Linked DNA regions of Mus musculus: region 2 is linked to region 1. The links are chromatin loops, found by intact Hi-C in ENCODE. Cell type or tissue: left cerebral cortex. All regions are shown on one strand.

Region 1 (2,500 bases):
GCCAGTTTCGTGCTTTTGTGTCTTCCTTTAGTGGTGTGCCTGCTCATTCTGAATGTAGGGGAAGCAGATGGGGCATGAGCCGCAGAGCGACTTAATGCTTCAGACTACTTAGGTAAAGTGGATTTCCTAGAGATAAAGATAGCCAATACTCATGTGTCCCCTAATAAGTAGGGACTTAAAACAAACAAACAAAAACAAAAACAGAGAATTTAAGTCATTTGCCTGTGGTTGAGGTAGAAACATGAGTTTCCCCTGAATTGCTTGGATCCAGAGATTCTCTTTCTGATCATACACAACTGCATCTTGAAATAGCTATGTGGAGGTTTCCACATAGAGGAGAGACAGAGGACTTGGACTGACAGCATCAGACTCCTTAGAGATGTATACAGATATGCTGGAAAGATGGCTCAGTGGTTAAGAGCACTGGCTGCTCTTCTAGAGGTCCTGAGTTCAATTCCCAGCAACCACATGGTGGCTCACAACCATCTGTAATGGGATCCGATGCCCTCTTCTGGTGTGTCTGAAGACAGCTACAGTATACTCATATACATAAAATAAATAAATAAATAAAGAGAAATAAATAATTAAAGAGAGAGAGATATGCACAGATGTGACTGCTTACCTAAACTCAACCTTGAGTTGGATGGAAGATATGAAATATTAATCCAGAGGGAGAGCACATGGTCTCTGAGCTCTACTAAATGTAGGATGTAATTTCTGAAAGTCAGCACCGGAAGCAGGAAAGAGTGGAACTTAGTAGGTCGCTCTCCCAGTGAGCCGGACCAGTCCCAGTAAGGAAAAGCATGGAGGAAAGGCTGAGGAAAAGTGGCCCCTCTGCTGCTATAAAGTCACCAGTGTGGAAGTGGGCCGACTCTGGAGGCTTCATCGCTGGTTGGGAGGCACATGGACAGCTCCCTGTCTAGTTTCATGGATGAAACTTGATGGCTTGTGGTGGTTATAAGTGTGTGTGGTTTCAGGATACAGCTCCATACAGTTGTCCTATGTACAAAGGCACACAGAGGGTCCCTGGCCAAGGCCACTGTTGGCTGAACTGTGCCACACATGCTCCTGTTTGAAAAGCTGGAACTACAGTGCCCTCTGCTGGAGTTTACAGGCGAGCATGTCTTGGTTCTCAGCAAGTGGATCAGTCACCAGTCAGGTGGCTCAGAGAGACCAAGAAGCCTAAGATTGAGCAGGGGACATGGCAGGCAGGGTTGAAGGTATGTCCTTCCTTCCTCCTTTCCCTTCCTCTACAGGTGTGTGTGTGTGTGTGTGTGTGTGTGTGTGTGTGTGTGTGTGTCTTGCCTTACACCTTGTTAGAGACACGGTCTCTCTTGTTGCTGGCCTCTGCATATGTTAGGCTTACCTGTGCTGTCAGACTCTCCTATCTCCTCCCTGGGGCGTGACAGGAGTGTGCACTCCTGCATCAGGCTTTTAGGTATGCTCTTAAGATTGAATCTCAGGGGGGCTGGAGAGATGGCTCAGCGGTTAAGAGCACTGACTGCTCTTCCAGAGGTCCTGAGTTCAAATCCCAGCAACCACATGGTGGCTCACAACCATCTGTAACAATATCTGGCGCCCTCTTCTGGAGTGTCTGAAGACAGCTACAGTGTACTTACATATAATAAATAAATAATTTAAAAAAATGTTCCCTTTAAAAAAAAAAAAAGATTGAATCTCAGGCTGTCAGGTTCTCCTCACAAGTGTGGTACACAGTCAGCCACCTCCCAGTTCATCTATATTCTACATGAAGCTAACTCACTGCCTAGCCTGGGTTGAGCTGTTCCAGCCTCCCAAGTGCTGGGATTACAGCATGAGCCACCACCCTCAGCTCCTACTGTTTAATCTCTATGAGAAAAAGGTAGACCATCACCTCCATTTGCTGGTAAGGGGTCAGAAGCACTTTGGACCTGTGTAGTGTTGGCTCTTTCAGGCCACACAACCCTGGGTGCCACATGAAACTGAGGCTCTGCCTGTTAAGGACGGATCGAAGCTTGCTCCCTGTCCCTGTCCTCTTTGCATATTTTAAAAAGAGGTTTAATGTGTCTGTGTGTGCCTGAGAGTATGAACACCTCATGCCTTCTGTGTCCATGGAGACCAGAGGAGGACATCGGGATTGCCTGGATCTAGAGTTACAGATGATTGTGAGCTGCCAAGTGCATTCTGGGAACTGAACCCAGGTCCTCAGGAAGAGAAGCCAGTGTTCTTAACTACTGAGCCATCTCTCCAAGTCCTGTGGGTTTGTTTTATTTTTTTAATCAGGAGGAAAAGAAAGGAAGGATTCGGGACTGGAGGAATATCTGACTGTGTTGACTCAACTCAGTGAGTTTTCATTAAGACTGTAATAAGGGAACAAGAGGAGCTTTTTTTGAGTTGAATGTTTTAATACACTCACACCCACTAGGAGAGGGAGAAAAAAAATCATCCTTCAAAGAAAAAATTGTGATAAAAATATCCCATGGTAGTAAGTGTTTGGGAAGACGACTATTAAATAGGTTCT
Region 2 (2,500 bases), 130 kb before region 1:
AACCTGACACCCTCACACAGACACACATGCAGGCAAAACACCAATGCACATAAAATAAAAATAAATAACTTTTTAAAAAGAAAACACAAAAACCAGCAGTGTGAAGCAGCCCTGGGCCTACTGACTCCTCACCCCTGCAAGGCTTAGGCAGAAGGAAAGATGTACAGTGAATATCTGCTGTCACTGTGAAGTTTTGTTCGAGAAGAAAATATTAGGGGGCTAGAGAGATGGCTCAGTGGTTAAGAGCACTGACTGCTCTTCTGAAGGTCCTGAGTTTGAATCCCAGCAATCACATGGTGGCTCACAACCATCCATAATGAGATCTGATGCTCTTTTCTGGTATGTCTGAAGACAGTTACAGTGTACTTAGGTATAATAATAAATAAATCTTTAGGCCAGAGCGAACCAGAGTGAGCAACCTTCATTCCCAGCAAACACATGATGGCTCACATCCATCAGTAGAGCTGTAGTGTACTCATATACATAAAATAAGTAAAAGATATCTTTAGAAAAAGAAAGAGAGAAGAAAAGATTAAGAGGAGTCAGTGAACAGGTAGTCTGTAAAAGGTAGGGTTGAAACAGGGACAAACTGGGACTGATGATGGCGCATGTCTTTAATTCTGGCACTCAGGAGACAGTAGACCTCTCAAGTAGATCTCTCTAAGTTTGAGACTAGCCTGATCTACACAGCCAGTTCCAAGCCAGCAAGGGTCCTATCTCAAACAAAACAAAACACCAAAAAACAAACAAAACAAAACAAAACAAAACACCCAAAGAAAGAAAAAGAAAAACAAATAAAAGCAGCTGTAACCCCGCCTCCCCCCGCCCCCAAACTCCTTGGTGCCACCTTCAAGTTGGCCGCCTGCATGGATTGTGGCTCCACTCAGATCTTTAGTGAAGCCTGAGATAATGAAAAGGGGGGCCAAGAATTTCCTCCGGCATAAGTCCGGCCATATGTCAGGACTAAACAGAAATTCGGGGCCATCAGTAGGTTTCGGAGAAGATGCTGAGGCTCAGCACTGGTCATGAGACCGACAAGCAAAGCAAGCGTGTGCTGCCCAGGGACTCTGTAAACCTCTGGTCCCCAGCATCAAGGGGCTGGACGTGCCACCCTCACCTGACAAACCTCATCGATGTCCCCCCACAGCCCCCCAGATTCCCAAGGCTTCTCTGGGAAGGGCAGCAAGGTGGCCATCAAGGTCACCAATCCCAAAGCCAGGCTGTACAGGGAATACAGAGAATAGAAGGCCCATACACAGGCTTTATTTCTGCTTAAACCACAGGAACTTTAAAAGTGGGAGGTGGAGACACGCCGAGCCAAGGAAGCAGTTAAACCTAGGGAGGTAGAAGGAAAGAACTGATGCCACAAGGTTCTCTCTGACCTCCACGGGCATGTACCGCCCCCACACATACCATACACACAGGATTTTAAAGATTTATCATTTATACAGCATTCTGCCTGCATGTGTCTGCCGGCCAGAAGGGGGCGCCAGATCTCATTCTAGATGGTTGTGAGCCACCGTGTGGTTACCGGTAACCTCTGAGCCATCCCTCCAGCCCCCATACCCATAGGTTTTAAGAAATGGATGCATCAAAATCCCTTAAAAGATGAGAGTGATTCAGGAATTTCTTAAGAGCATATGCAGATCCGGGCTGATGGCACCTCCAATAATCCCAGTTTCTGGGAGGCAGAAATAGGAAGATTGCTAATTACAGCCATCTGGGCTACACAAGTCTGTTTCAGTCTCCTGTCTCTCTCCAAAAGAGCGTTAAGATGGCTGATTGAATGGTTTGGAAATCCAGAGTTGCTCTTACCTCTGTGAGGGAGGGCTTCCCGACCTTGTCCAGAGCCTCTGATGTTAAATCAAGGAGGCCAAACTGTTTGAATGAGGCAGTGGACTAGGCCAAAGCACCTACACAGGCAGGTGGATCTCTGTGAGTTTGAGGCCAGCCTTGGCTACATAGCAAGTTTCAGGACAGCCAGAGTTACAGAGTGAGACCCTTCAGAAAGAACAAAATATCCACACGAGAGTCCTCTCGGCTTCTGCCTGGAACTGGACAACCCTGGATAGGTCAGCTTCCTTCTCTGGAACTGAGCCTTCGGATACTGAAATAAAGGCGTGGGCCTGAGTTCAAGTTGCTGGTGATGCTGGCTGCCCCATAGGATTCAGAGCCTCTAAGGTAGGGGAGAAGAGTTACAGCTCAGAAATTCCTTTCTCATCTCAGTGACAGTGATTAGAACCAATAGGCCACGTTTGTCACAGCCTGTGCCTGGTGAAGGCTTGAAGGCTGATTAGGTAGATCCAGCTGTGTAGCTCACACCTGCCACTCCAGCAGTTGGGAAGTTGGGGTAGGAGGGTGGGGAGTTCACGGTTATCTATCCTGTTACGTGTGAGTCTGAGGCCATTATAGGAAAGCATGGCTTTGTCTCAAAAGTAATAATAATAGTAATAACAATAATAGGATACATGACTTTGTCTCAAAATAATAATTAATAATA

Evidence for each region. A loop is a pair of places that touch in the nucleus more often than their neighbours do. Peaks named below come from ENCODE experiments on the same cell type or tissue, not always from the same donor. Only the 100,000 strongest peaks of a DNase experiment are listed, where the experiment ranks them.
Region 2: it touches region 1 in a loop (4-fold over the local background); 7 of 42 quality-filtered maps call a loop at or near these places.

Annotation. Positions count from the first base shown.
Region 1 is chr15:98,578,880-98,581,379 of GRCm38, reverse strand. The region is part of intron 1 of 4930415O20Rik (RIKEN cDNA 4930415O20 gene); the gene reads right to left. Among named protein-coding and RNA genes, the nearest start is that of 4930415O20Rik, 9.1 kb to the right of the region's middle. In left cerebral cortex, CTCF peaks have their summits at 1,088 (motif pointing left) and 1,684; a DNase peak (open chromatin) is centred at 1,095.
Region 2 is chr15:98,709,614-98,712,113 of GRCm38, reverse strand. All of the region lies in intron 2 of Ccdc65 (coiled-coil domain containing 65), which reads right to left. Among named protein-coding and RNA genes, the nearest start is that of Ccdc65, 2.7 kb to the right of the region's middle. In left cerebral cortex, a CTCF peak has its summit at 1,461 (motif pointing right); a DNase peak (open chromatin) is centred at 1,490; H3K4me3 peaks cover 209 bases.